2 separate regions of the Mus musculus genome follow, and region 1 is linked to region 2. A link is a loop called in an ENCODE intact Hi-C map of the cell type or tissue named here. Cell type or tissue: left cerebral cortex. All regions are shown on one strand. Links, peaks and the distances in the headings refer to the core of each region. The heading gives the core; the rest is flanking DNA. Region 1 holds the start of Fbxw16 (F-box and WD-40 domain protein 16). Region 2 holds the start of Fbxw23.

Evidence for each region. A loop is a pair of places that touch in the nucleus more often than their neighbours do. Peaks named below come from ENCODE experiments on the same cell type or tissue, not always from the same donor. Only the 100,000 strongest peaks of a DNase experiment are listed, where the experiment ranks them.
Region 1: a loop joins it to region 2, with 12 times the contacts of the local background. A loop is called at or near these places in 14 of 42 quality-filtered maps.

What each region holds. Positions count from the first base shown.
Region 1 is chr9:109,440,105-109,456,326 of GRCm38, reverse strand. Fbxw16 (F-box and WD-40 domain protein 16) reads left to right here and starts at 7,187. Exons shown (of 10, transcript NM_177070.3): 1 at 7,187-7,308; 2 at 8,145-8,182; 3 at 8,377-8,540; 4 at 9,660-9,778; 5 at 15,067-15,276. The coding sequence starts at 7,219. In left cerebral cortex, for the core only: no CTCF peak of the experiment used is centred there; no DNase peak of the experiment used is centred there.
Region 2 is chr9:109,529,571-109,545,792 of GRCm38, reverse strand. Fbxw23 reads left to right here and starts at 2,604. Exons shown (of 10, transcript XM_017313742.1): 1 at 2,604-2,973; 2 at 6,373-6,412; 3 at 11,775-12,029. The coding sequence starts at 6,405. In left cerebral cortex, for the core only: no CTCF peak of the experiment used is centred there; no DNase peak of the experiment used is centred there.

The DNA of each region.
Region 1 (16,222 bases), core at 3,006-11,005, 88 kb after region 2:
TATACATACAATTTTTATTTTCATTTATTTTTATGAAATTAATTTTTAAAAAATATCAATTCATTTAAAGTTATCAATCTGAGTACATTCATGTGTGAATGTACACATGGAGGCGTGAGATCTGTGTTCATGTTCCCCTCTTTTCCTCTACATTTTAAAAATCAATTACTATATTTATTTGGGAGAAGGAGGGTTACAATACACATGCCGAAGTCAGAAGACAACTTGCAGAACTAAGTACTCTCCTTGTACCAGTGTGTTGCAGAGATTGAAGTCATGTCATGAGTTTTGCTGGGAAGAGGTTTACTGACAGAGCATTTGCTAGCCCTCCATCTTTTTTTGAAAACAGATTATCTCACTAATATCTCACCTAGGGCTGACACTTTCCACTAGACTGACTTCCAGCATTGGAGTTATAGCCATAACATGCTGTACCTGACTATTCCAACACTACTGAGGATCAGAACTTAGACACTCAAACTTCAAGCAGTCAAAACTTTACTCAAGACGAACCATCCCCCAAGACCCACAATTGATTAGTATATTCTATCCAGTAAAAATATTAAAAGAAAAATCCATTTTTAATCACCACCCATAGACTTGTGTTAAAAACCCTTTGGGATAAATCTGGGTCTGCTCTCAACACAATGAAGGCTGAACTGTAGTCCTCTTTCCCTAGGCAAGGATTTCTTTCTGTTATTTCAGTTACCCATGGAAAACCATCTGAAAATATTAAATAGATAATTCTGGATATAGGCTGCGGATATATATATATATATGTGTGTGTGTGTGTGTGTGTGTGTGTGTGTGTGTGTGTGTATACATATATATACACACACACACACATATATATATATACATATATATATATACATATATATATATATATATATATATATATATATATATATATATATATATATGGCTTGTCTAGGACACCCAAAATGCTGTGTTTGATCCATGAATACACAACTAGTCACAATATAAGTTTTACTATTTTGATACTGGAACCTCCAGTTTCAAAGGATCCAATCCAATGCCATGTTCTGCACTCTGTGGGTACAGCATGCATGCAGTGCACAGACGTGCATGCAGGCAAAACCAGTCATATATAAAACAAAAATACATCTTTAACCTTGGGGCATAGTGGTGACACTTTTCATTTCAGCATTCAGGAGGTAGTGGCAGGGGAATCTGAGTTCAAGACCATTCTGGTCCACATAGCATGTTTCTAGAACAGCCAGAGTTATGTAGCAGGGTTGTCTCAAAAACGAAATGGGAAGTAGAGGTAGGAGCATGGCAGGTCTGCACAGTGAGTTCCAGGACAAAACCCTATCCTACAAATGCCAAAATGAACAAATAAAACATATTACACTGGTTACTTTTCTCATTGCTGTGACAGTTAAGTATCTGATAAAAGCAACTTAAGGGACAGCTTGTTTGGGCTCACTGGCGTAAGAGGAGACAGTCCATCTCAGTGGAGTCCCCAAGGTCTGTCTCCTGGGGATCCCAAATTCAGTCAGGCTGACCTTGAACATTAGCCTCCACCCATATTACTCTGAGCAGTGTGAAGAAATCTTCCCCCTTCCCATCCAGGGCAAGGATCATGGCTTTATCCAACATGTGACCACTCGATACACTGCCCATTCATCAGTATCTTAGTAGCTGCCTGCCTTCTGTGACAAACTGTCACCTAGTATCAGTCAGTGTGAATGAACACAACTGGGTCATGTCCTGGTGAGTGCAAAGTCATAAACAAAAGGGTATGGAAGGGAAGTGCCCTCATCAAAAAAGGGACTGGGAGGATTTATTCTGGGATCCTGTACACATTAACAAGGGAAGGTGCTTATGTGTCAGGCACTTCTTGAGCATGCTCAATTTAAAGTCCTACTCCAGGAGTCATGGACTGCAGACTTGGGTCTGTAATTCTGGGTGAGATCCAGGAACACACACATTCAAAGGGCATAAAGTGAGACAAAAATACTTCTACTTACTTTTTCTGTACTTTTTGCTGAAGCACAAATGGAAATTTGAAGGCACCTGAAGGCGCTGGCCTTGCCTTGTGGCTAACAGCATGGTTACTGGTGGGCAGCTCCCATTGCATGACTAACAAGCCCAGAACCTTATTTCACTTAAATTGTCTACCTGGATTTTGTTTTGTTGGTTTGATTGACTTTGAGGATGGCTTGGTAGGAGTGTTCACATAAGATAGAGCTCATTGTGTAGCCCAATTCATTGATGAGCACAAGAGATCTCCTACTTTGGTCCACTGAATACTGAGGTTAAGAGCAAGAGTCGCCATGACCAGATTGTCTTTTTAAATAAGATTTATTTATTTATTTATTTATTTATTTATTTAATGTGGGTGAGTACACTGTAGATGCACATAGTACAGATAGTTGTGAGCCTTCATATAGTGTTGGAAATTGAACTTTTTAGGACCTGTGTTCACTCTGGTCAGCCATGCTCACTCCAGTCAACTCAGCTCACTCAGTTGCTGCTTGATGATGCCCAAAGTCTTATTTATTATTATACATATTAACACTGTAGGTTACTTCAGACACACCAGAAGAGGGTGTCAGATCTCATTGCAGATGGTTTTAGGCCACCATATGGTTGCTGGGATTTGAACTCAGAACCTTTGGAAGAGCAGTCAGTGTTATTGCCTGCTCATCCATCTTGCCAGCCTCCAATATTATCTTTTGTTAAACAACAAAAAAATTTTTAAAAATATTTTAGTTATATATATATGGAGGGGCAGTATATGCTGGGGGACACAGGTACTGTGGGTGGCAAATGCTGTGGAATAGCACATATTGGGGATGGCAGATGTTGTGGTGGTATATCCTATGGGTAGCAGATATTGGGGATGGCAAATGGATAGAGTAGCATATGTTATGGGTTACATTCTGTGGGTGGCATATGCTGGGGAGTTATATATACAGGTGGCTTGATATATGGAGATGGTGGATTATGAATATGACATGAGATGCCCTGGAGACCAGAGGCTGATACATATCAGACACAGAACCTCCGGGAACTGTAGTTACAGGTGGATGTAAACCTTACAGGCAGAGAAAATCAAACACCATAGAACAATAGTGTGTGCTCTTAATTCTTGATTCTTCTCTGCAGTCCCATTTTAAAATTATTTTAAATTAATGTTTCCCTTGGCACACCCGTGGAAGCCATAGGACAGCTTTGGAGGGCCGGTTTCCACCTTCTACCTCCTGGGTCCTGTTGACCAAACTCAAGTCATGAGGGTCAGTTGCAAGTGCCTTTACCCTCTGAAGAGCTGAGATGTCACATGCTCCTCTTTATTGATGACAAATTCTGCGGTGATAGTTAATTTAAATTTACTGATGTGGATGGTGCTGTCTTTAACCACAGGAAGCAGAGACAGCAGAATCTCTGTGAGTTTGAGAAAATTGTCTACAGAGAAAGTTCGATGACAGCCAGCACTACATAGAGAAAATGTCTTGAAAAAAGAAAGCAAGGACTGGAGAGATGACTCAGCAGTTTAAAGCATAGACTGCTCTTCCAGAGGTCCTGAGTTCAACTCCCAACAACCACATAGTGGCTTACAGCCATTAGTAATGGGATAAGGTTCCCTCATCTGGTGTGTTTGATGGTGGAGAAGGGGGCAAGGTGGACTCTCCCTCAGACACTAAATGCTGAAAATCTGGCCATTCAGGGGTAATTCTAAAAATGTCATTAATGAGGGACCAGTAGCTAAAAGCAGTAACAGGTATCTTCATAGATGCAAATGCTTCATAATAATCTTTGAAATAATCACCAACTCTATGCCAGCATTTCTCATCAATTGTTCCCTCTGGAGGAACCATGGACAAATGTCTCCCACAAAATCTAAACATTTCATGAAATCCTTTTTCTTAATCCTAGTTCCTCGTGTTTTGAGTGATTCTTAAAGTCGTATCACAAAAAGTGACTGCTTTAAACATGGTCGCCCCATTTCTTACCATATTTCTCCTATGATCTGCGCTGCTTCATTTTCTTTTCCTTCTGGACTGTCTAACAATGGGTTAATCCTTGTCATCTTCAGCAAACAGAAGTTGCTCTCTGGTGCTTCTCAAGATGAGCAGGTAGGCCTACCCTCCAATGATGAGCAGCTTTCTCTCCTCTGGGATCCCTGGGGTCCCCTGGGATCCCTGTTCCAGGTGCCAGTTTGTCCAGGCCCACAGGACAGTTAAACAGGATCTGAGGAACCACCTGTGGAGAGAATGGGGTTGGCGAGAAACACAAAGAACAGACAGCAAGTCAAAAAATTCTGATCAAGCTGACACATTTTATTTTTACAGGCAGGTTTTATGCCCACAGAAGCAGGATATGGGGAGGGGGATGACACAGAATCATTTTGTTTCTGGGGAACGCACCTGTTCCCAAAAGCAGGGTATTGGCTAGATAAAAGGTTCAGCAGGAGAAACAGAACAGAATGTGTTACTAGGTACCTGTCGACAAGGTCTATAGCTATTTGTCCTTAATTTGGGGTAGTACTTTCCCACAGAGGCCTCAACTTTTCCCCACAGAAATCTCAACTAAGCTCATACTTTCCCACTAAGGCCAAGACTTTCTAAGTAAGCACTTATGGCTTTCAAGGCAGTTAACATTCAAACAGGGTTGCTCCCAACAGCCAGGAAGACTTTCCTACCCTGAGGCTTACAGAAAAACTGAAAATCAGGCCAGGGCTGGAGAGATGATGTGGCAGTTAAGAGCACTGGCTGTAGACCAAGCTGGCCTCAAACTCAGAGATGCACCTGACTCTGTCTCCAGAGTGCTGAAACTAATGATGAGTGCCTGGATCCCTGCCTATTTTTGACTATATAAATACTTAGGTTTAAAGAAATCATTCATGCCAAGTTTACCATTTGCCTTATGCCATGACCCACAATGGGCTGGGCCCTCCCACATCAATCACTAATTAAGAAATCGCCCTACAGGACTGCCTACAGCCTTATCACTTGGAGACATTTTCTCCATTGAGGTTCCCTAGACTCAGATGACTGTAGCTTTGTGTGCAACGCACACTCCAGGGAAGTTTGCTTGTCAGGCGGAGAGGCCTGGGAGCACTCATGAGGCATAGAATTTCAAAAGGAACTCACCTCCTGGAACTTTGGCATTCTCATAACCTGTGTACTCATACCCTATCGCCGCATTAGTCTGGTGTATGGATCCATGTGCTCTCTTTTAGTATTATTTTATTATAAGTGCCTTTAAAGATTGAATTCTGACATAGCTAAGCCTTAGCCAGTGTACCAACATCCTAGAAAATGCTTGAAGCCGAGAAGCTTGGAATAGCTCAGGGCTGGTCTGCAGAGTGTTTACTTGAGGCAGTAGCCAGTCTCACCCATACACAATGGCCTAGCTAATAGGTGGGTTTACCATGTAAAAGTTAGGGAATCCCACTAAGACAGGAATCTTCATTACAGCCAGGTATAGCAGGCTACATTGCATATTAGAAGCAAGTGGTGAATTCTTCTGACAAATGGAGATTCTCCTCAGATACTTAAAAGAACAGCCCAAGTTGCACTCATATGAGAATTTATCAAGGCCTAGGAAATAGGGGCTTTGTGGTATTGCATTATTTATGAGAAGGTCTGCTACAGCAGAACCCTCTGGTGCTAGCTTTCACTAGGCTCAAAGAAGTAGCACTAATTGTGACTAGGGTGTGGAATCCTTACCTGTCATTAAGCTGACCCTAACCAGGACTGATTTATCTTTACTGTAAACATTTATCTGGTTCCTGTAAGTCCTTTTGAAGGCATTCCTTTGTTTTGTGTCAGGTAGCTTCAATATACTTTGCCTGCTGTGACTTCCTACCACCTTTATTTTATGTATTATATAAGACTGGTGTTCACTTTGTGGCAATATATTCAGATTCTCCACAATCTCCTGTGTGCATCTGTGTGTCATTTTTGCCGGCTTCTTGCCCATCTGCACCTAGAGACCCGTCCTAGACACAAAAGGGACACAAGAGTGTCTGAGGCACTTGTGTCAAGCTGACATAAAACTAGACAGGACTAGGTTAAATGTGGTTGCAGTCAGGTGGTATTCCTGACTTCAGTCATCTTCAGAGCCTTCTGTATTCTGTCCACTGCCTGGGCTGCAGGATCTGAGCTTCTCCTTCCTCCTTCCTTCTCCATCTCTCTATAAGGTGTCTTGAGCCTTTGTTTTCTCTTTATGAAAGCTCAGAGTATCCACATGCCTTATTGGAAGTTGAAGACTATTATGGCAAGGTTCCCAACCTAACCTGTTAATTCACTGAAGCCTGTTATTAAGAGCTACAGACATCTTACCATACCCAGCAAGGTACCAACGGTTTCCAGCAGACACTGGTTAAGAACCTGGGTGCACTCTTTCTCAGTCCCTCCTTAATGTTGTTAAGGAGGTATTATAGGGTTTCCAACCATTGTGAACATGCAAATATGTCTTTATATAGCAACTGCAGTGGCCTGTGATGGTGGTCCCTTCTAAAAGACACATCTATGTCCCAATCTCTGGGCCTTGTATTGCCTATCTGTCAAAGCTGTGAATGTCATTTAATATGATAAAATATATGCCTGAGAGGGACTTTGGACATGGCTATCAATTAAGAGCATATACCACCTCTGTATGTAGTACATGTAAAAGTATATGCAGGAGTGCCTATGCCTGTGTATGTGCAAAGACCAGTAGAAAACATCAGGTGTCCTGTTTGACCGCCACTTTCTACTAGAACACTGAGTACACAAGCACATGATCTCAGAGGCTGTACAGGCACAGAGAGGTGGGTCCTGCTGATCTAACTCAGGTCTCAAGGTAGACATGAACCTAATGGACTTCACATAAGCAATTGAAACTATTGAAAATTAGTGTGTTACTCGGGATTTTCTAGAAAGTTCTTACAAGTACATCATCAATCAGGGCTGCCCCAGATCATGTGCTTTGGGTTTCCACAGTGCAAGAAAGGGGTTTTTGAGCTCATCTACACAGTGAAAAATCACAGTGGAGTGAGTTAAGGTGTGAGATCTCTCAGCTGAGTGTTTCTGGCTCCAGTGATGTGGGCAGGGGACAGGCTGAGAGTCTTCACAGCTGTAGCTTGCTCCAATCAAAGCCAGATGAGCTGTGGTTGGCAATCCTGCTAAATCTTTGGCCAAGTCTTTAAAATCAGAGCAAGCTGGGAAGAGAAAGGAGAGTGAGTGTGGACTTAGGCCACTGAAGATGGAGATCCATTTACCTAGTTTGCCTATGATGGAAATCCTCTCCTATCTGGATGCCTACAGTTTGCTACAGGTTGCCCAAGTGAACAAGGTAAAAGCTCCTTGGCTGAACTCCTCCATTCTGTGCACCCTACAAAAGGCCCTTTTGACTTTTCCCACTCAGTCTTGGAGTCTCGGCTACCCCAGCAACACACTCTCACAGGCTTCCTTCCTTCCTTCCTTTCTTCATTCTTTCCTTCTTTCCTCCCTTCCTCTCTTCCTTCCTTCCTTCCTTCCTTCCTTCCTTCCTTCCTTCCTTCCTTTTTTCCTTCCTCCCTTCCTTCAATTTCTCCTAAAACTTACCTTATTCAGACCTGTCAACTCAGCTCTGACACATTAGTGTCTCAGGGACTAAGCTGCTTCTCTTGACCAACAGGAACTCCATCCTTCAGAATAGCAAATAGATATACCTCAGATTCCTGGGTTAGTATTATCCACTCTGAAGACCTCAAATATGGTTAGTTGAGGTAGGAGTGGTGGCACATGTCAGTAATTGAAGCACTTGTGAGGTCGAAGCAAGATGATCAGGAGTTTTGGGTCAAATCAACCACAAGAATTTAAAACCAGCCCTGGCAACTAGACAACCTATCTCAGAACAGTAACCGTGATATAAAAAAAAAATCTACTAAAAGAATGGAACAGGCTGCACTTTGGAGATATGTTGCTAATATGTGACATCCTTGATATCCTTTGTCAGACTTTGAGCCTGGCGCTCCTTCCACTGAGCTCTCACAAGGTGACTTGTGTTTGCTGGGGTAAGTCTCTCCAGGCTTGCTGGGCCAGGAGAGCTAGGACTGTTTGATTAACCTGTGTAGGCTGAGCCCAGAACAAATGGAGAACAGGAGAGAGGAGCAGTTGTTGGTTTAAGGATTCTTTTCTCTCCCATAGAACTGGAATGCACTTGCCAGCAGTGATGTCCTGTGGAGGTAATGAGAGGGGCAGGGTGGGATGGGAGGAGGGGACAAGATGGGGCTGAGAGGGAAGAAGAGGCCTTCAGATTCTGGGCCTGGGCCTCTGCTGCATGAGGATGGTTAGTGATTAAAAGTTTGCTCACTGTAACCATGGCTCTAAGGTGAGGTGATTGGGGTTAGCCTAATGGGATTGCAACTCTGCATTGCAGGAAGTTGTGTCAGAAGAGATGGCTCTACTGTGACATGGTCACCCTACAGCTCCATGGCAAAAAGACATGGAAGCAGTTCTTCTTTTACAGAACATGGCAAGAACATGCCAAATCCCGGGCAAAGCCAGAAGATTTCACTTACAAGGAAATTCCTGTGGAGTTTGGTATGAGCTTGGGTACTCTATAAGAGATACCCCCTTGGTTTTTCCCAGTGTGTGCAGTCCTGCATTCTCATTTAATAAGTGGAAGGGAAATGTAGTTTAACAGCATGGGCCTGCTGTACTAGTCTAGCCATGGAACTTCTCTGTAATATGCTGAGTGGTTGTTCTACATCGTAAAACCAGATCTATTGTTCCCTTTCCCTGAAGGCTTCATATCCTTCCCAGAGTGTAGAGAAAATTTACTGGGGAAATTACCAAATAGGCTTTAGTATTTATCTCTTTCAAAAAAATTCCTTAGACCAGTTTTCTGATGGAGTGATGCTTTGAAATTTTTTGCATTTATTATTTTAGTGTTAGTGTGTGTGTGTGTGTACATGGCACAGTGTTTGTGTGTCAGAAGAAAACTTAATGGAATCCATTCTCCTGAAAGGATGAATTTTATTTTTTCTGTTTATTTGAGATAAGTTCTCACTATATAGCTGTGTCGAGCCTGGAACTTTATCTGTAGACTAGGTTGGGCTCATTTCAAGAACTGGTGCATGCCTTCATGAGACTGGTACAACTCTACACCTGATTTTTCTTCTTCTTCTTCTTCTTCTTCTTCTTCTTCTTCTTCTTCTTCTTCTTCTTCTTCTTCTTCTTCTTCTTCTTCTCCTTCTTCTTCTTCTTCTTCTTCTTCTTCTTCTTCTTCTTCCTTTCTCTCTCTCTCTCTCTCTCTCTCTCTCTCTCTCACTCTCTCAGACTGGATCTCATGTACCACATGCTGATCTCAAACCCTTCATGTAAAAACAACCAACCAATGACCTTGAACTTTGGATCCTTCTGGCTCCAAATGAGTACCAGTTTATGGTTTATAGGCCTCCAGGAACAGAACTAAGCACTATGCCCAGGAGTTAAACCCCAGGCCCCAGTACCCATTTGGTATCTATAGAAACAGACTAAAGAATGAATGTATCTGAACCAGTGACCAGCCTGTAGTGTGCATGGCTGCCTCTCTCTTCATCCTTTCCACAGCTGTTATGCAAGCCTTCTTCATGGCAGAGGGAAGTAAAACATACCTCCTTCAGTTAGAGTTGTCCCTCAACTGTCTTGTGTCCACATATTGTTGGGGTTTCCTTGCAGAATTTCGGGCTTATGCATATTATATCTCAAGGCATGGCTTAACAAGAAATGGACAAGGGAAGTCTGCTGTCTGTATGGTGACTTCCACGAACAGGATTTCTACCTGGGATATTCACGAGGTGAGTCTGGCTGACAAGTAGCAAAAGTTACTCTCATATGAATTCTAATTTCATGTTTTTGTTGTTGAGGATGATGAGACAGGATCCCCCAGTACACACCAGTCTGTCCCAGAAGTCCCCATACAGATCCATCTACCTTGGCTTCCCATGTACTTGGATGGAAGCTTTGCAACACCACACGTGATTTTTTCCCTCTTCCTACTTTTTATTTATTTATTTTTAGAATGAATTATTTTCTATGTATGAGTGTTTTCAGGGGATATATGTATGTGTAATCCATGTGTGTCTGCTGCCTGTGGAGAACACAAGAGGGTGCCAAGTCCCTTAAAAAGTGTAATTGCAGATGACTGTAAGCTGTGGGCACTGGGTCTGCGGGCATAGAACTCTAGTCCTCTGCTTAGCCAACTGTACAGGGCCTGTCAGTGTTTCAAAGTTTTCATCATAGAGTTTGTTCTCATGGAAGGTTAGGCGTACTCCTAGGTATTACTTTTTTTTGAGACATAGTTTTGATTATATATGTGTGTGTTCCTGTGTTAGTTTATAGGTGCTGCCAGCTGGCAGAGGCCAGAGGCTGTCAGGTGTTGGGTAGGCTTTGGGAACCCAATTAGGGTCCTCTGCAAGAGCATTAATTGTTCTGTACTGCTGAACCATCAGGGTTTGTTTGTTGTTGTTTTTCTGGTTTGGAACAGGGTTTCACTTTGTAAGAGACTTGAGGGAAACTTACTCTGTAGACCAGACTGGCCTCAAATTCTGAGATCTGCTAACTTGTGCCTTCTGGGATCAAAAGAGCATACTATGTCCAGCAGGCCCCTTTAGGGTGGTGTTCCAGGCTGCTGTAAATGGAAGGCTTCTCTGATCCTTCTTCACTTTGTTTAGTGCTGCATGGGAAGGGCACTGATTTTCTTCCATGTTATTTCTATAGCTTGCCAATTTGGGGGGAGTTTATCAGCTCTCAGAGTTTTCCAGAGGAATCATGGGGTCTCCAAATACAGCCTCATAGTGTCTGCAAATGAAGAAACTCTGGCTTTCCTATTGGCCTCCCTGTTGTTTGTTTCTCTTGTTTTATTGTTCTAGCTAAAACAACACCATATTAACTGAGAGTAGAAGTGTGGATATAATTGCCTTGTTCCTGACTTTTCTGGAAATGCTTTGATTTTTTTTCATGCTCATTGTTGGGGGTACAGCGAAGAAACTCTAGACATTACTGCTCAATGACATAATAAAGGTTTTTTACTATACATATGAGAGAATGGCCAGAGATTCCTAGAACAGTCCAGGGTAGACAGAGAAAGAAGCAGACTGTGTTGTGTTCTTAAAAAGACTAGGATATGTTTTGTAGAGGAAAGTATAGTGAGGTGGGAGGTGTGCCTCAGCAGGCAGGCATATGCTGAGGCATCCCTTCCGCTGAGGTAGGAGACATACAATGTGTATAGTGCAGAATAGAGTTTATGTAGGTTCTGTGAAGCAGAGTTGAGAAAGGAGTAGAGACAGAGCAAGCTGGAGAGGGAGAAATGGAAAATGAGAGGGAGAAATGGAAAACGAGAGGGAGGGGAGGGGAGGGGAGAGGGGAGAGGGGAGAGGGGAGAGGGGAGAGGGGAGAGGGGAGAGGGGAGAGGGGAGAGGGGAGGGGAGAGGAGAGGAGAGGCAGGTCACCAAAAGTGGAGAGGGAAGGGGGAAGGGGAAAGAGGGAAAAATGGGTTAAGGAGAGAAAAGAACTAGACAGAAGGGACAGAGAGAGCAAGGAGGGGTCAAACAGCTCCTTTTATAGCAAGCCAGGCCTACCTGGTTGTTACACAGTAACTGTTGGGTGGAGCTCTAAAGAAATGCTAACATGCCTCCATTTTGGGTTAATTTTAAAAAGGAGAAACTAGAAAGAGGCAAAAGTAAATCAGGAATAGTGTCATTGTGATCTTTAGCTGCTTTCTGCTGACTTTGGGGCCACATATCTGGAAAAACTAGGAAAATGGGTATCATGTGTTGGTCTACTCTTAGGAGAGTCTCTTGTTTTCTTGCTGTCCAGGATCTGTGGTACCATCTGTTGGTAGGAAGGAGCAGGTCTAGTAGAAGCATCCGTGTCTGTGAGAGCAGGCTCTGACACATCTGTGGGTTGCTTCTCTGGAGCTGTCCTGGATGTAGATTTTGAGTAAACACCTGGATATAGCAAGGTGCTGGAATAGTTATGTATATTTGAGGAAGAGAATAAAGTCAAATGCTTTTGGGAAAAAAAGAAATTTTCTCCAGTGTACATTTGAAACACTTATGTCTTCGTGGTTGGGGTGAGAGGACTCCCAATCCCAGGTAACAGTAGAGCAGACTCAGCCCATGAAATAGTTAACAGGTAGAAACTTAGGTCATTGATTGTACTTATCTAGATGGAGTCTGTGTGGTCCATGAGAGGTGGAACTGATTGGGTATACTGGAGTTTATAAGTTTACAAATAGATTAATCTGTTAACAGCATTAACACTCTTTAAGATGAGATTAAGGAAGACAAAAACCATTTGTGGAGCAGAGGAGCAACAGGGGATATTTTCTTCTGAGAGACAATATATTTATAAATATATGTATATATTATACATATTATATACACATACATATATGTATATATAATATATAACATAAATATATGTATGTAATTGTGTATTATATATAATAACAGATATATTATAAATATATAAATGTGTTTATATATATACATTTGGCAGCATGAGAAATATTTTAACTTCTCATTTAAAAGACAAATTAAAAAAAAACTTTAAAATTTGACCATGTGAATATGATAGTTGATTATATTGTTTACCATGAGAAACACATTAATTCTATAGTTAAGAGTGATTGAGAATAGTCCTCCATTGTGTAAATATACAACATTTTTGGTAACCATTTCTCTGTTGAGGGACATCTGGGCTGTTTCTAGCTCCTGGGTTTTATAAATATGGCTGCCATGAAATAGTGGAGCATGTGTCCTTATTACATGTGGGAGCATCTTCTGGATATATGCTCAGGAGTGGTATAGCTGGGTCCTCAGGTGGTACTATGTCCAATTTTCTGAAAAAACACCAGACTGATTTCCAGAGTGTTTGTTCCAGCTTGTAATCCCACCAGCAATGGAGGAGGAGTGTTCCTCTCTCAACATACTTGCCAGCATCTGCTATCACCTGAGTTTTTTATCTTAGCCATTATGACTGGTGTGAGGTGGAATCTCAAGGTCATTTTGGTTTGCATTTCCCTGATTACTAAGGATATTGAACAGTTCTTTAGGTGTTTCTGAGCCCTTCCAGATTCCTCAGTTGAGAATTCTCTATTTAGCTCTGTTAATGATTTTTAATAGGATTATATCATTCTCTGGAGTCTAACTTCTTGAGTTCTTTGTATATATTGGATATTAGCCCTCTATTGGATGGAGGATTAGTAAAGAACTTTTCCCAATATGTTGTTTGCTGGTTTATGTTATTAACAGTGTCGTTTGCCTTAAAATTGCTTTGCAATTTTATGAGGTCCCATTTGATTCTTGATCATAGAACATAAGACATTGGTGTTCTGTTCAAGAACTTTTCCCCTGTGCCTTAATGTATGAAACTTTCCCCACTTTCTCTTCTATTAGATTCAGTATATCTGGTTTTATGTGGAGGTCCTTGGACTTGAGCATTCTACAAGGAGTTAAGAATGGATCAATTTTCATTCTTCTACATGTTGATTGCCAGTTGAACCAGCACCATTTGTTGAAAATCTATCTTAGTTTTCCACTAGGTGGTTTTAGCTCCTTTGTCAAACCAAGTGACTGTAGTTATGTGTGTTCATTTCTGGGTTATCAATTCTATTTCATTGGTCTACCTTCCTGACATTGTTTCAATACCATGCAGATGCCATGACCATAGTTCTCCGGGAACCTTCCTGGGCTGAGTGCCTTAGGGGAAGAAACAGGGCTAGAGCTGTGGTAGCATTGTTGACCTGGCTGCCTCACAGTGTGTAGGTATAATCTCTGTTCTCTATGGTTTTGTGAGTTCTAGGGGTCCATATGATGCCCTGGGAGAGGGATGGTAGGTTCCCTAATACGAGTGAGAAAGAACATAGGACTGGCAATGACTATGGTTCTTGAAGACATTACTCCTGGTTTCTCTCACCATTATGACACCTGATTGCCACTGTGCAGTCAGTGCTGATTTATGCAAGAGTTTCTTTCTATGTATACTATGACCTTTGAGATGGCCAGTTGCTGAGCCATTGTAGGGGAGAATTCGGTGAATGCTGGAACCTCATTGTGTGTTTCTTGAGAATCCTCTGTTCTCTCAACTATTTTTTATTTTAGTATGTTGTAGAACCTAATGCAGTGAACATTAATCCATTCTTGAGGTAGCTTGGTTCTCTTTGTCTGGGAGAAGGTCTTACCCTGTAGTCTCAGCTGATCTGGAACTATGTAGGCCAGGCTAGCCTCCAACTCAACAAATCTGCCTGCCTCTGCCTCCTGAGTGCTGGAACTAATGTGGTGTCCCAACATACAGCAAAGGGGTTTTATTTTGTTATGGTCTCAATGTTGAAAAACGTTGTATCTTACAACACACTGGAAATGTAACATAATGAAGAGGACAATCTTGGGGTTGGAGGTTTTGGAGTTTTTGGGTTTTGTTTGGTTTAGGTTTTGTCAGGTGGGTTGGAGGAGGCTGTTTAGGATGCTATCAGGCTATCCTAGAGTTCAAGCTGACCATGGACTCATGGGGACACTCCTACCTCTGCCTCCTAAGTGCATGAGTCCTGTTTTTCTGTCCACTCCTGCCACAAATAATATAGATGTTGTTTTTCTTCTTTGTGATTATTTTTTATTTTTATGTACATAGGTATTCTGCCTGCGTGTATTTCCATGTGAGGGAGTCAGATCCCCTGGAAGTGGAATTACTAACAATTGTGAGCTACAATGAGTGTTTAGGGAATTGAACTAAGCTCCTTTCATTAAGCACAGCTAGTGGTCTTAACTGCTGAGCCATCTCTGCAGCCCTGTGTTTCCTTTTCTTTTTTGAGATAGTCTTGTAATGCAATTCCAACTGGCCTGCAACTTGACATGATACACTGGACTAGCCTCAAGCTGCTAGTGAACTTCCTGCCTCTGCCTCCCACAATGGAAGTCTAGGTCTGTGCTACCACATCCTGTGATGGATGCTTAGAACTTTCATATTCTTTTCTTGGAAGTAAGAAGGTAGGTGTTCCAGTCTGGACAAGGATGCAAAGTAAAGCTGGTGAGTGAAAGCAGTTGAACTAGAGGTGCTCAGACAACATGATGCTCTTGTTCTCCAGGGTGCTATGACCTGGGAAAGCCCAGTACAGGAATCCTATATTGAACTGATGACTACCCTCCCTGAGATGCACATTGCGGTCACTGTAGATATAAGCTCAACTATCAAACTATGGGACTGTCACAACAGGGATGCTCTGGCAACTAAGAGCATATTCTCTCCCTGTCAAATACTGAAAGCTGTGTTTACAAAGGATGGCCCAATTGTCTTGGTAAGTGGCATGCCCCTCCCCAACCAAATCTGGAATAGTCACACAGAACAAAATATTTGCCAATTTGAGGTACCATTATTGTCAAATCTCACCTTGCCTTCCTAGAGTCTCTGTGAACACTGAGAGTCAATCACAGTATACCATAAACATGACCATAACTTAGCCTTTGACACATTAAAATTCTTTCCTGGCATCTGGGGAGAGGTAGCTCAGTGGGTAGCAGTGTTTGCTGTGCAAGTGTGAAGATCCAAGTTCAAATCCCTGACACTCACATAAAAAGTGTGATGTGGCTAAATGTGCGTGTAACCTCAGTGTTGTTGGGGATGAAAACACAAGGGTCACTGGGACTAGATGGCTGCTAGCCAAGACAGCCTAGCTCCAGGTACAATAAGAGACTCTTTCAGGAAATCAGGAGAGGGGTAGTCTAACAGGGTACCTGGCAGCCTTCTCAGGTTTCCAAATATGTCCCAGTATATAATCTACATACACATGCTTAAGTATAGAAATTGCAAGCACAAGAACACACACACACTTTTTCTAAGTGATTTTATATCTTTTTGTCTTGGAAATGTTTATTAGTCCTGAATCCATGAATTTGGTTAGAGACAGTAGAGAAAAATGTGAATTTTATCACATATACAGAAAAATGGATAATGCTGATGGCCCAGTTAGTGCTGGGGAAGAGTGTTTTAGGGTGGAAAATCTTTACACACACCCTAACTCATGAGTTTAAAACAGAGTATCATGACATAGTCCTGGTTGGCCTAGTACTCACTGGGTAGACTAGGGTGGCCTAACTCACAGAGATCAGATGTCCTCTGCCCTTGGATTGTTGGGATTTAAGACATAAGCTAGCATGCCCAACAAAAGGTTCTTTAAAAATAAATCCTGCAGGGCATGGTGGTACATGTCACAGAGGCAGATGAATCTCTTGCATTTGAGGCTA
Region 2 (16,222 bases), core at 4,615-12,614:
ACCATTTTTTTTAAATCACTGTTTGTTGATCAATAATAGGCCTCTGGGCAGCACCTGAGCTTGCCTGCCCATTGTGTGATATGCCAGAAACTATACCCATCTCCTCAGTAAGAATAACCCTCCCCAAAAAACCATTGTGATAAGAATAATCACTGTTTTTATCTTGAGCCTGGTGTAGAGAATAAGTTCCAGGACAGCCAGGTCTACAGAGAGAAACCCTGCCTCAAAAAACCAATCAATAACTAAACAAGCAACCACAACCCCCACACACACTTCACCTGATTACTATGGAACAAAAAGGTCAGGTGGAGTTAAATATGAAGTCAGGCATAAGGGGTAGGGGGACAGAGATAGAAAGACAGAGACAGAGACAGAGATAAATAGATGAGACATATAGACAGATAGACAGTCAGACAGATTCAGAAAGAGAGAGAAATTCAGATTGGATTTTAATGTTCTGTTTTGATTATAAAATCAGCTTATGATAGAGAGGCCCTAATGGCAGAAGGGTTTCATATGTAGTTTGTTATGGGGACACTGAGTCCCACCAAGGACCCAGGTCCTCTGCCTCCCTGTTTCTGCCCTTCCATCACCACCTTCCAACTCAGGACTCACCAGTGTGGAACTTACAGCTTCTGTTCTCTGCCTTTCACCTTCTCCTCATCTTCCAAGAACCCTGTGTGGAGTGGATCACCCAGCTGGACTGGCTTCTCGGCAGTCAGTTGGAAACCAGCATCCTTAGAACCAGGATGCTTAGAGCCAGTTCTTGCTATGGCAGGAACCATGGCCTTGCACAGAAATCCTGTTAGACACTTATGGGTTGGTGTGTCAGGGAACATAGTAGGTGCTCAGGTTGTTGCACCATTTGCCCTTCCTGGTGCTTTCCACCCTGCTCAGTATTGCAGAGCTGACCTCAATGCCAGGTGTCCCGACATGCGGGACAGTCAAACAGGGTCTGAGGAACCACCTGTGGAGAGAATGGGGGGCAAGAAACACAAAGAACAGACAGCAAGTCAAAAAATTCTGCACTTGATCTTAGCCAAAAGGATGAGAAGCGATGTCAAAAAATTCTAATCAAGCTGACAAATTTTATTTTTCCCAGGCAGGCTTTATGCCCACAGAAGCAGGATATGGGGAGGGGGATGACACAGAATTGCTTTGTTTCTGGGGGAACGCACCTGTTCCCAAAAGTAGGATATTGGCTAGGTAAAAGGTTCAGCAGGAGAAACAGAACAGAATGCATTGCTAGGTACCTGTCCACAAGATCTATAGCTATTTGTTTTTAACTGGGGTTAGTACTTTCCCACAGAGGCCTCACCTTTTTCCACAGGAATCTCAACTAAGCTAGTACTTTTCCAGCTCTCTTCTCCTCTCTCTCTCTCTCTCTTTCTCTCTCTCTCTCTCTCTCTCTCTCTCTCTCTCTCTCTCTCTTTCAAGTGTGTTTGTGTGTGTGTCTTTTTGCTAGGCTTTCTCTTACCTTTTTCATGTTTTTTTTGATCATTGCTATCTTATTCACATAAAAGCAACACTCTTCCCTAAGGGCTGCACACAGCCCTCCCTGCTGTAAAAAGAGTAAATCAAATTGGTGAAGGTCTTAGAAGTGGCCCAAACAACATCATTTCTCTCTGAGAGAACCACCCAAGTATTATTTCAAGGGAGGTGTCTATGATTAGGAGATTTGAGTGGAGGAAGTTGATGGTTGGTGGTCATTCTGGTCAGCCACAGGATCAGGAGTAGGATCAGGAGTTTCTTCATTTGGACCAACATTTAGAAAGAAATGAGATTTGTCTCAGGAGGAAACGATTACTCCATTCTGGACAAAGATGGGTTAACAATTTTTTACATGCTCCATCCTGGAAATGGGCAGGTTAACAGTTTTTACTGGCCTCTCTGGTAACCATATTGGGCTAGCATTTTCTTTTTCATAAATGCAAGCAGACCCTCATCCCTATATAAAGACAGGATCTGGTCCTTTCAATTGTCCAGTGAGGGGATTAGTGCATCACACTAATGCACAAGAATCTTTTGACTTAGGATGCCACATGCAGTCAGCTGCTGACCTGCCTTCATAATCCAGGGACAAGAACTTAAGAACAAAGAGAGCATGATTACACCTATTTTGGGGCGTGAAGGGGGAATTAGCACCTGTAACTTCAGTCAACTCCTGAAGCATATTTTTTAAAAGTTGATGGGCTTGTTCTATGATGCCCTTTCCCTGAGGTTTATAGAGAACATCAGTGACATGTTTAATATCAAACTGGAACAAAACTATTGGAACTTGGTTCCTGTATAACCGAGGCTATTGTCAGTTTTAATAATCTGTGGTTTTCCCATGGCAGCCATGCACTCTAAAGTATGTATTGTTGGGAGCTATTAAGACAACACAATTGTCCTGATCTCTGAATTGGGCCTCTCTCCCCAAGAAGAAAAGGGGGTCAAAAGCGGGCCACCAATGCACTGCTCCGAGAACAACCACAGAATGTTCCAGCCCTAAGTCAGCGCCAGATGTCCTGACTTCAAGATGTACCCTGATACCACCAAGTTCCTGCTTCCCCTTGTAGCTGCCAAAAGAAAAATTTCCACTGCCCCACCCCTCCTGCTGAGAAGTACTTGTACTACCCCTTTTACTTGTACATTTCCACTGCCCCACCCCTCCTGCTGAGGAGTACTTCCCCTTTTGCTTGTGCATTTAAGCCTTGAGCCTTGCTGAATACAGTGACACCTTGATGCTAATCAGACTGATCTCCGCGTGTCGTTCCTCGCACTGGGTGTCTGTCTCTCCCTCCCCCGATTTGGTTCTTAGGAGAAGGGCCGCTCGAGACCCTCGAATAACTGGACCTGCTGGACGGATCAAGTGGCGCCAGATGTGGGGCACGAGGTACGACCACCCTCTGGACAACGGATTTGAGAGGTACCACGCAGACAGTGAGACAGTTCCCCGCCACTTTGCTTGAGTGTCTCGGACATCGAGAGGTAAGTCTGGGCATAAAATTGTTCCATTCACCATGGGGAATGTTCTGTCCAAAGAGACAGTTTTTATTCAGGAGATGAAGGGGTCTCTTTAGGAGAGAGGGATAAGAGTTAAGAAAAAGGATTTAATAAATTTTTTGTTTTGTTTTGTGGACGAAAGATGTCCGTGGCTGATACTGAGTGGCCCTGAAATACACCCTTTAACCTGGAATAAAGTAGGCAAAGAAATCAATAGTTTAATAAAAGAAGGAGAAGATGTCCCTGAGTCCTTTTTTAGCTATTGGGGAATCGTCAGAGATCTCCTTAAACAGACAGAAGAGGGCGGAGAAGGCGCCTGCCTCTTAGCCCTTACTGAAGATTTTTTAGAAAACTCCCGTTCGCCCGTGTCGATAATTGATGACCCTATTCCTAAAGATTCCCTCCCTACTCCCCTCACTCTCCAGGCTAGGTCTGCTTCAGGAAAAAAGAGTGCTCTTCAGCCCTCAACAAAACCCAAGAGAATTTATCCGATTTTATATAAAGAATTGTCAAATGACCCCCTTGATCCCTCTTCTGAGGCAGAACTTGATGAAGAGGCTTTCAATTATGAATGGGGCCGCTATGGTCTGGGACCCGGTGCCTACATTGCCATGGAGCTCTTTAAATACCACCCCCCTCCTTACTTGTCCCCCATTGCCCCTACCGCTCATCCCATATTGCTGGCTTCTCCGTCCGTTCAGTGATTACTTCAAACTAAGAGAGAGCTTCAGACTCAGATTACCAATCTTAAAGATGTTCTAGAACTTCAAAAAGACCTCAGTCTAGAGACTCAGAGTCTACAAAGGGCCCTCATGGGAGACCTTCAAGGTCCCATCCCCCAAACCCCTCAAACTGGCCGTAAGGGTCCCTCTCAGAAACAAGAGAATGAACAATTGACTTTCCCTGTCCTCACCCGATCTCGAGCCCGTCAGGCTGCTCCAGGTCATGAGGACCCCCCACTGGCTCCTCCGATAAAGATCAGGGGGAACCAGAGAGTGATGAGGAGGAGGAGGATCAAGCAAACTCTGATTCCGATGAGGGTGGCATGTCCCCCGATGAAGGGTTGGACACCAACAGCTAACCAGTCTACAAAAAGCTAAAACTGAGACATGTAAAAGATCTCCATTCAGCAGTCAAAAATTATGGGGTTAATGCCCCATTCACAGTATCTGTATTAGAAAGTTTAGCAGGAGAAGGCTACTTGATATGCAATGAATGGAATAAAGTTGTTCAGTCTGTCCTCACTAGAGGCCAATATTTAACTTGGAAGTCAGGGTTTGTGGACAGAGGAGAAAATTTGGCTGCAAATAATAGAAAGAATCCTACCAGTAAGACAGCCTCCTGGACTGCTGATAAAATCTGTGGTAAAGGCAATTTCACTGCAGACAAAAAAGAATTAGGGCTCTCCCCTAGTGTCTTCGCCCAGATGGCACAGGATGCCCTGGGAGCTTGGTGCGCTGTCCCTGCTGCAAGGGCCCTAACTACGCCCCTAACCAAGATTATACAAGGGCCCCAAGAGTCCTATGCGCAGTTTGTTGCCAGATTGCAGGAAGCAGCTGAGAGAATTTTGGGACCTGAGGAAAGTGAGAGTCCATTGGTCCGACAACTTGCCCTTGAAAACACCAATTCAGCATGTAGGGCTGCCCTGAGAGGTAAAACCAAGAGTTTAGATATAAATGGTATGGTCAAGCTTTGTAATGAGGTAGATGTGTTTTCTCAACAAGTTTCTAAGTCTATTAACCTGGCCATTGGGGCTGCTCTAACTCCAGCTCCAAGATTGGTGCCGAACCCCATTGGCCCGAGTTAGAAGTAGACATCTGTGTCCTTGCATTGGGTGCAGACGCTGCCTGGAGCACCCCTGATTATTATATGCCTCAATTAACAGAAGTTAACACAGGTGATAAAAAGATTGATCCAGGTTGCAGCAGTGATATATGCCTTGCTGCCCTGGCCTTACACACTGGAGGTATATATGTCTGTCCGGGAACTCATCGAGATAGATCTCTGAATTATAAATGTGGCTATGAAAATGACTTTTATTGCGCCTCTTGGGGCTGTGAAACCACTGGGGATACCTATTGGACCCCATCCTCCTCGGGATTATGTCACAGTTAAACAACTTTACCCCAATTCCAAAGTCACCTACCCTGGAAAGCAACCCCTTAATAGCTATTGTTCCCCCAATTCTTCTAGACAAGGGTGGTGCAACCCATTACAAATTGGCTTTACAACAGCCACAAGGACTGCTGACTGGACCAAGAGAGGATTCTCTTGGGGGTTGCGCATATATAAAGAGGGCACAGATTGGGGATTGACATTCAAGATTAAACTACAAAAGGAAATCCCCAACAAATATAAAGCATCTATAGGGCCTAATCCCCAGTTACACCACCCTATATCCCCAAGCAATCCTCAACTCCCAGGTACCCACCCCACTGTTCCTGCCCCAGCCCACTTTCCCTGTGGGGCCCCCCTCTTCCACTGATTTACTGTGGTCTATATTGAATGCTTCTGCTTTAGCCTTGCTGGATAAGACACAAAGAGATAATGCGTCAGAATTTAAAGATTGTTCGATGTGCTTTTCTGCTTCCCTGCCCTTTTAAGAGGGCATAGACTTATTTGGATGAAAAATTCTGTGGTGATAGTTAATTTAAATTTACTGATGTGGATGGTGCTGTCTTTAACCACAGGAAGCAGAGACAGCTGGATCTCTGTGAGTTTGAGAAAATCGTCTACAGAGAAAGTTCGATGACAGCCAGGAGTACATAGAGAAAATGTCTTGGGGAAAAAAAAAAAAGGCAAGGACTGGAGAGATGACTCAGCAGTTAAGAGCATAGACTGCTCTTCCAGAGGTCCTGAGTTCAACTCCCAACAACCACATAGTGGCTCACAGCCATTTGTAATGGGATACGGTTCCCTCATCTGGTGTGTTTGATGGTGAAGGAGGGGGCAAGGTGGATTCTTTAAGAGATTACTCTCCCTCAGACACTAAATGCTGAAAATCTGGTCATTCAGGGGTGATTCTAAAAATGTCACTAATGAGGGACCAGTAGCTAAAAGCAGTAACAGGTATCTTTATAGATGGAAATGCTTCATAATAATCTTTGAAACAATCACCAACTCTATGCCAGCGTTTCTCATCAATTGTTCCCTCTGGAGGAACCATGAACAAATGTCTCCCACAAAATCTAAAAATTTTATGAAATCCTTTTTCTTAAACCTAGTTCCTCATATTTTGAGTGACCCTTAAAGTCCTATCACAAAAAGTGACTTCTTTAAACATGGTCGCCCCATTTCTTACCATATTTCTCCTATGATCTGCGCTGCTTCATTTTCTATTCATCCTGGACTGTCTCACAATGGGTTAATCCGTGTCGTCTTCAGCAAACAGAAGTCGATCTCTGGTGCTTCTCAAGATGAGCAGGTAGGCCTACCCTCCAATGATGAGCAGCTTTCTTGTCCAGGCCCACAGGACAGTTGAACAGGGTCTGAGGAATCACCTGTGGAGAGAATGGGGTGGGGCAAGAAACATAAAGAACAGACAGCAAGTCAAAAAATTCTGATCAAGCTGACACATTTTATTTTTACTGGCAGGTTTTATGCCCACAGAAGCAGGATATGCGGAGGGGGATGACACAGAATCACTTTGTTTCTGGGGGAACACACCTGTTCCCAAAAGCAGGATATTGACTAGATAAAAGGTTCAGCAGGAGAAACAGAACAGAATGTGTTACTAGGTACCTGTCGACAAGGTCTATAGCTATTTGTTCTTAATTTGGGGTAGTACTTTCCCACAGAGGCCTCAACTTTTCCCCACAGAAATCTCAACTAAGCTCATACTTTTCCACTAAGGCCAAGACTTTGTAAGTAAGAACTTATGGCTTTCAAGGCAGTTAACATTCAAACAGGGATTGCTCCCAACATCCAGGAAGACTTTCCTACCCTGAGGCTTACAAAAAAATGGAAAATCAGGCCAGGGCTGGAGAGATGATGTGGCAGTTAAGAGCACTGGCTATAGACCAAGCTGGCCTCAAACTCAGAGATGCACCTGACTCTGCCTCCAGAGATTCTCCACAGATACTTAAAAGAACAGCCAAGTTACACTCATACAAGAATTTATCAAGGCCTAAGAAATATGGGGTTTGTGGTATTGCATTATTTATGAGAAGGTCTGCTAGAGCAGAACCCCATGGTGCTAGCTTTCACAAGGCTCAAAGGAGTAGCACTAGTTGTGACTAGGGTGTGAAATCCTTACCTGTCATTAAGCTGACCCTAGGCAGGACTGCTTTATCTTAACTGTAAACATTTACCTGATTCCTGTAAGTCCTTTTGAAGTCTTTCCTTTGTTTTGTGTCAGGTAACTTCAATGTACTTTTCCTACTGTGACTTCTGACCCCCTTTATTTTATGTATTATATAAGATTGGTGTTCACTTTGTGACAATACATTCAGATTCTACACAATCTCCTGTGTGCATCTCTGTCATTTTCACCGACTCCTTGCCCATCTGCACCTAGAGACCCGTCCTAGACAGACAAGGAATGTAAGAGGGTCTAAGGCACTTGTGTCAAGCTGACATAAAACTAGACAGGACTAGGTTTAATGTGGTTGCAGTCAGGTGGTATTCCTGACTTCAGTCATCTTCAGAGCCTTCTGTATTCTGTCCACTGCCTGGGCTGCAGGATCTGAGCTTCTCCTTCCTCCTTCCTTCTCCATCTCTCTATAAGGTGTCTTGAGCCTTTGTTTTCTCTTTATGAAAGCTCAGAGTATCCACATGCCTTATTGGAAGTTGAAGACTATTATGGCAAGGTTCCCAACCTAACCTGTTAATTCACTGAAGCCTGTTATTAAGAGCTACAGACATCTTACCATACCCAGCAAGGTACCAACGGTTTCCAGCAGACACTGGTTAAGAACCTGGGTGCACTCTTTCTCAGTCCCTCCTTAATGTTGTTAAGGAGGTATTATAGGGTTTCCAACCATTGTGAACATGCAAATACGTCTTTATATAGTAACTGCAGTGGCCTGTGATGGTGGTCCCTTCTAAAAGACACATCTATGTCCCAATCTTTTGGCCTTGTATTGCCTATACGACAAAGCTGTGAATGTCATTTAATATGATAAAATATATGCCTGAGTGGGACTTTGGACATGGCTTATCAATTAAGAGCACATACCACCTCTGTAGAAGACTCCAGTCCTATGCCCAGAATCTCCTGGGATGGCTCACAACTGCCTGCAACTCTAGCACCAGAAAGATCTGACACCTTGACCTTTGTGTGTACCTGTGCTCAAGTTCACAAACACACACGCTCATTCACATAATGAAAATTCAAAGATATTACTGGGTTATCATCTCAAATGAGGAACTTATCTTAATTTACTCAGTTGTTCTCTGACAATATTTACAGGTGACCTGAAAAAAGAAAGACATCCCAGCTGGGTGACGGTGGCAGTGTTTGTCTTTAATCTCAGCACTCTGGAGGTAGAAGCCTCCAGATCTCTGAGGTGGGGGTCATTCTGGCCCACAGAGTGAGTTCTATGACAGCCAAGGCTACACAGAGAAATTGTGTCTAGAAATAAAACAAAACAAAACAAAACAAAACAAAAGTAATTTCTGCATCATGGGACATACCTTTAATCCCAGCACTCAGCAGCAGGCAGAGGCAGGTGGATCCCTGTGAGTTCATGTCCAGCCTTGTCTACATAGTGAGCCTAGGTCATCAGAGCTATGTAGTGAGATACAACAAAGCAGAAATGGATGTTTACTTGGATGAGATCATGATTGGTGGCAGGGACAGAGAATGGAGTGATGCTTCTCAAGTCCAGGGATGCCAGGGCAGCTGCTGGGAACTGGCAGAGACAAGGAGTGGATTGTCTTCTAGTTCCTCTGCAGAGAACAGGGCCCTGACAGTGTTAGATAAACAATGTCTAAACCTGGGACAGAGAGTATTTTTCCCACCTCCCCCATCTCATTTACACTCACTTGTTCATCTGCCACAAGAAGTTACTGCAACAACCATCTTCAGCTCACAATGTGCAGTGAATATCAGAGCCTCAGAAAAGGTTCTTCAGCTCATCTCTCCTGGTCTCCTGATGGTCTCTTTCCCAGATGGCCATTATTGAACTACTGGATTAAATAAAACAAGAAGAAGAATCTCTTTAGGTTTGGAGAGATGGGTCAGTGGATAAGAGTACTGGCTGCTTTTCCAGAGGACCTGGGTTTGATTTTTCAGTACCCACATGGGTGCTTACAACTGTCTGTAACTTCAAATGACCTCTCCTGGCTTCTGCAGGCAAGAAATTTCATGTTTGAAGCCAACCTAAACTCCTCAGTGAACTCTAAGCCAGCTCAGATCATAGGACAATATCCTTCCTCATTCAATCATACACACACACAAACACGCACACACATACACACACACACCTTAAATAAGTACGCAGTAAAAATAATCAGATCTCCAACATGAATGGATACTATCCATTGTTAAGGTGTCTGGGGTAGCAAAGCCTCATAACTGTTATGAGGAGTTACAACAGCTCTGCATTTCAACATCTAAATCAGTCACTCAGAGAAAGAAGCCAGAACCATCAGCTGGCTCAGAAAATATGCATACAGAAAGGTCAAAGCCATGAAGTGAGGTACATATCTTTCATCCCAACACTTGGGAGGCAGAGGCAGACAGATCTCTAATTTTGAGACCTACATTATATATGAAGATTCAGGCTAATCAGTCAGGGTAGAGAGTGAGACCGTGTCTCAAAAATAATAAAGGAGAGAACATAATAAGAGATAAAAAAGAAAATTGAGAAAGTGAAGCACAAAGAGGACTCTGGCTCCTTTCAGGGCCTGTAGTGTGGCCTGTCGTCCCCTCTTTAGGTTGCTTTCATTTTGCTAGTGCTTCAGAATCTAACTTGGAACCCTGTGGCAGAAAAGCCAGCAGTGGGGTCTGCAGTCATCAAAACTGTTTACAATCTGAATCAGAAGAGACCTCAATTGAAAAACTGGCTGTGTGGATATATACACATATATCCACATTGTATGTGTGTGCGTGTATGTGTAAGTATGCATGCATGCATATGTCCATGGTGTATGTCTGTGTGCACTCTATCATAGTGTTGGGTTCATTGAGTTGTTGTCTTAAAGGACAAAGGATCACAGTTTCCAGGGTCCAGGACATAAGCTCTTCCTGTGGATGCACAGGAGAAGGTAATTTTAGAATGAAAATAAATTCTGATTTCTACTTAGTAATATAAACAGCATGAATGAAATCAGCATGACACTTTTACTTTTCTCTTTTTAATAAAACAGTAATTTTCCTCTCCTTCACCTAGGCTGGCCTGGAATTCATGTTCAGTACATGTAAAAGTATATTCACGAGTGCACATGCCTGTATATGTGCAGAGATGAGCAGGAAACATCAGGTGTCCTTTTTGACTGCCACTTTCTATGAGAAAGCTAAGTACACAAGCACATGATCTCAGAGGCTGTGCAAGCACAGAGAGGTGGGCCCTGCTGATCTAACTCAGGTCTCAAGGTAGACATGAACATGGAAACCAGATTGCCTACACCAGGAATTTGGAGAAACCTAATGGACTTCACATAAGCAATTGAAACTGTTGAAAATTAGTGTGTTACTCCGGATTTTCTAGAACGTTCTTACAAGTACATCATCAATCGGGGCAGCCACAGATCACGTGCTTTTGGTCTCCACAGTGCAAGGAAGGGGTTGTGAGCTCATCTACACAGTGAAAATCACTGTGGAGTGAGTTAAGGTGTGAGCACTCTCAGCTGGGTGCATCTGGCTGCAGTGAGAGGGGAAGGGGAGTCAGGCTGAGAGTCTTCACAGCTGTAGCTTGCTCCAATCAGAGCCGGATGAGCTGTGGTTGGCAATCCTGCTAAATCTTTGGCCAAGTCTTTAAAATCAGAGCAAGCTGGAGAGGAGAAAGGAGAGTGAGTGTGGACTTAGGCCACATAAGATGGAGAACCATTTACCTAGTATGCCTATGATGGAAATCTTCTCCTATCTGGATGCTTACAGTTTGCTACAGGTTGCCCAAGTGAACAAGGTAAAAGCTCCTTGGCTGAACTCCTCCATTCTGTGCATCCTACAAAAGGCCCCTTTGGCCTTTCCCACTCAGTCTTGGAGTCTCAGCTACCACAGAATCACATTCACAGAGCTTCCCCTCTTCCGTCCTTCCTTCCTTCCTTCCTTCCTTCCTTCCTTCCTTCCTTCCTTCCTTCCTTTTTGTCCTTCCTTCCTTCTTTCAATTTCTCCTAAAACTTACCTTATTCAGGCCAGTCAACTCAGCTCTGACACATTAGTGTCTCAGGGACTCGGCTGCTTCTCTTGACCAACAGGAGCTCCATCCTACAGAATAGCAAACAGATATATCTAAAATTCATGGGTTAGTATTATCCATTCTGAAGACCTCAAATATGGTTAATTGAGGTAGGAGTGGTGGCACATGTCAATAATTGAAGCACTTGTGAGGTGGAAGCAAGATGATCAGGAGTTTGAGTCAAAATCACCCACAAGAATTTAAAACCTGCCCAGGCAACTAGACAACCTATCTCAGAACAGTAACAGTGATAAAAAAAAATTCTACTAAAAGAATGGATCAGGCTGCAGATGGAGCAGAGAGGGAAGAAGAGGCCTTCGGATTCTGGGCCTGGGCCTCTGCTGCATGAGGATGGTTAGTGAATAAAAGTTTGCTCACTGTAACAGTGGCTCTAAAGTGAGGTGACTGGGGTCAGCCTAATGGGATTGCAACTCTGCATTGCAGGAAGTTGTGTCAGAAGAGATGGCTCTACTGTGACATGGTCACCCTACAGCTCCATGGCAAAGAGACATGGAAAGAGTTCTTCATTTACAGAACATGGCAAGAACACGCCAAGTCCCGGGCAAAGCCAGAAGATTTCACTTACAAGGAAATTCCTGTGGAGTTTGGTATAAGCTTGGGTACTCTAGAAGAGATACCCCCTTGGTTTTTCCCAGTGTGTGCAGTCCTTCATTCTCATTTGATAAGAGGAAGGGAAATGTAGTTTAACAGCATGGGCCTCCTGTACTAGTTTAGCCATGGAACTACTCTGTGATATGCTGAGTGGTTGTTCTACATCATAAAACCAGATCTATTGTTCCCTTTCCCTGAAGGCTTCATACCCTTCCCAGAGTATAGAGAAAATTTACTGGGGAAATTACCAAATAGGCTTTAGTATTTATCTCTTTCAAAAAAATTCCTTAGACCAGTTTTCTGATGGAGAGATGCTTTGAAATTTTTTACATTTATTAGTTTGGTGTTAGTGTATGTGAGGTGTGTACATGGCACAGTGTTTGTGTGTCAGAAGACAACTTAATGGAATCCATTCTCCTGAAGGGATGAATTTTATTTTTTCTGTTTATTTGAGATAAGGTCTCACTATATAGCTGTGTCGAGCCTGGAACTTTATCTGTAGCCTAGGCTGGCCTCATTTCAAGAACTGGTACATGCCTTCATGAGACTGCTATATCTCTATACCTGATTATTTTCTTCTTCTTTCTCCTCCTTCTCCTTCTCCTTCTCCTCCTCCTCTTCCTCCTCTTCCTCTTCTTTCTCCTCCTCCTCTTCTTCTTCCTCTTCTTCCTTTTCTCCTCCTCCTCCTCTTCTTCTCCTCCTCCTCCTCCTCCTCTTCTTCTCCTCCTCCTCCTCCTCCTCCTCCTCCTCCTCCTCCTCCTCCTCTTCCTCCTCCTCCTCCTCCTCCTCCTCCTCCTCCTCCTCCTCCTTCTTCTTCTTCTTCTTCTTCTTCTTCTTCTTCTTCTTCTTCGTCTTCTTCTTCCTTCTCTCTCTCTCTCTCACTGGATCTCATGTACCACATGCTGATCTCAAACCCTTCATGTAAAAACAACCAATGATCTTGAACTTTGGATCTTCTGCCTCCAAATGAGTACCAGTTTAAGGTTTATAGGCCTCCAGGAACAGAACTAAGCACTCTGCCTAGGAGTTACAGCCCAGGCCCAGTACCCATTTCATATCTATAGAAACAGACTAAAGAATGAATGTATCTGAACCAATGACCAGCCTGCAGTGTGCTTGCCTGCCTCTCTCTTCCTCCTTTCCACAGCTGTTATCTAAGCCTTCTTCATGGCAGAGGGAAGTAAAACATACCTCCTTCAGTTAGAGTTGTCCCTCAACTGTCTTGTGTCCACATACTGTTGGGGTTTCCTTGCAGAATCTCGGGCTTATGCATATTATATCTCAAAACATGACTTAACAAGAAATGGACAAGGGATGTCTGCTGTCTGTATGGTGACTTCCATGAACAGGATTTCTACCTGGGATATTCACGAGGTGAGTCGGGCTGACAAGTAGCAAAAGATACCCTCATATGAATTTTAATTTCATGTTTTTGTTGTTGAGGATGATGAGACAGCATCCCCCAGTACACACCTGGCTGTCTCAGAATTCTCCATACAGATCCATCTACTTTAGCTTCCCATGTGCTTGGATCAAAGCATTGCAACACCACACCTGACTTATCCCTCTTCCTAATTTTTATTTATTTATTTATTTATTTTAAAATGAATTATTTTCTATGTATGAGTGTTTTCAGGGGATATGTGTATGTGTAATCCATGTGTGTCTGCTGCCTGTGGAGATCACAAGAGGGTGCCAGGTCCCTTAAAAACTGTAATTGCAGATGACTGTAAGCTGGCAGAGGCCAGAGGCTGTCAGGTGTTGTGTAGGCTTTGGGAAACCAGCTAGGGTCCTCTGCAAGAGCATTAATTGCTCTGTACTGCTGAACCATCAGGGTTTGTTTGTTGTTGTTTTTCTGGTTTGGAACAGGGTTTCACTTTGTAAGAGCCTTGAGAGAAACTAACTGTATAGACCAGGCTGGCCTCGAATTCTGAGATCTGCTAACTTGTGCCTTCTGGGATCAAAAGAGCATACCATGCCCAGCAGGCCCCTTCAGGGTGGTGTTCCAGGCTGCTGTGAATGGGAAGGCTTCCCTGATCCTTCCTCACTTTGTTTAGTGCTGCATGGGAAGGGCACTGATTTTCTTCCATGTTATTTCTATAGCCTGCCAATTTGGGGGGAGTTTATCAGTTCTCAGAGTTTTCCAGAGGAATCATAGGGTTTCCAAATACAGCCTCATAGTGTCTGCAAATGAAGAAACTCTCGCTTCTGTTTCCTATTGGCCTCCCTGTTGTTTGTTTCTCTTGTTTTATTGTTCTAGCTAAAACAATACCATAATAACTGAGAGTAGAAGTGTGGATATAATTGCCTTGTTCCTGACTTTTCTGGAAATGCTTTGATTTTTTTTTTCATGCTCGTTGTTGGGGGTACAGCAAAGAAATTGTAGATATTACTGCTCAATGACATAATAAAGGCTTTTTATTATACATATGAGAGAATGGCCAGAGATTCCTAGAACAGTCCAGGGTAGACAGAGAAAGAAGCAGACTGTGTTGTGTTCTTAAAAAGACTAGGATATGTTTTGTAGAGGAAAGTATAGTGAGGTGGGAGGTGTGCCTCAGCAGGCAGACCCATGTTGAGGCATCCCTTCCCCTGAGGTAGGAGACATACAATGTGTATAGTGCAGAATAGAATTTATGTAGGTTCTGTGAAGCAGAGTTGAGAAAGCAGTAGAGACAGAGCAAGCTGGAGAGGGAGAAATGGAAAACGGGAGGGAGGGGAGGGGAAGGGAAGGGAGGGGAGGGGAGGGGACAGGAGGGGAGAGGAGGGAAAGGGAGGGGAGGGGAGAGGAAGAGAGAGGAGGGGAGAGGCAGGTCACCAAAAGTGAAGAGGGAAGGGGGAAGGGGAAAGAGGGAAAAATGGGTTAAGGAGGGCAAAGAACCAGACAGAAGGGGCAGAGAGAGCAAGGAGGGGTCAAACAGCTCCTTTTATAGCAAGCCAGGCCTACCTGGTTTTTGCACAGTAACTGTTGGGTGGAGCTCTAAAGAAATGCTAACATGCCTCCATTTTGGGTTAATTTTAAAAAGGAGAAGCTAGAAAGAGGCAAAGGTAAATCAGGAATAGTGTCATTGTTAGATCTAAATAACTTTAAAAGTCCCACAGTCTTTACATATTCTTAAAATTTCAATCTCTTCAAAATATCCATCTCTTTTAAAATCCAAAGTCTTTTTACAATTAAAAGTCTTTTAACTGTGGGCTCCACTAAAACAGTTTCTTCCTTGAAGAGGGAAAATACCAGGGCACAGTCACAATCAAAGCAAAAAATCAATCTCCAACCGTCCAGTGTCTTTAGCTGCTTCCTGCTGACTTTGGGGCCACATGTCTGGAAAAACTAAGAAAATGGGGATGGGGTGTTGGTCTAGTCTTAGGAGAGTCTCTTGTTTCCTCGCTGTGCAGGATCTGTGGTACCATCTGTGGATAGGAAGGAACAAGTCTAGTAGAAGAATTTGTGTCTGTGAGAACAGGTGCTGACACATCCGTGGGTTGCTTCTCTGGAGCTGTCCTGGAGGTAGATTTTGAATAAACACCTGGATATAGCAAGGTGCTGGAACAGTTATGTATATTTGACGAAGAGATTAAAATCAAATGCTTTTGGGGAAAAAAGAAATTTTCTCCAGTGTACATTTGAAACACTTATGTTTTGGTGGTTGGGGTGAGAGGACTCCCAATCCCAGGTAACAGTAGAGCAGTCCCAGCCCCTGGAATAGTTAACAGGTAGAAACTTAGGCCATTGATTGGCAGGTGTACTTATCTAGATGGAGTCTGTGTGGTCCATGAGAGGTGGAACTGATTGGGTATACTGGAGCTTATAAGTTTACAAATAGATTAATCTGTTAACAGCATTAACACTCTTTAAGATGAGATCAAGGAAGACAAAAACCATTTGTGGAGCAGAGGAGCAACAGGGGATATTTTCTTCTGAGAGACAGAATATATTTATACATATATGTATATATTACACATATTATATATACACATATATGTATATATAATATATATCATACATATATGTATGTAATTGTGTATTATATATATAACAACAGATATATTATAAATATATATATATATATATATATATATATATTTGGCAGCATGAGAAATATTTTAACTTCTCATTTAAAAGACAAATTTTAAAAAGTTTAAAATGTGACCATATGAATATGATAGTTGATTATATTGTTTACCATGAGAAACACATTAATTCTATAGTTAAGAGTGATTGAGAATAGTACTCCATTGTGTAAATATACAACATTTTCGGTATCCATTTCTCTGTTGAG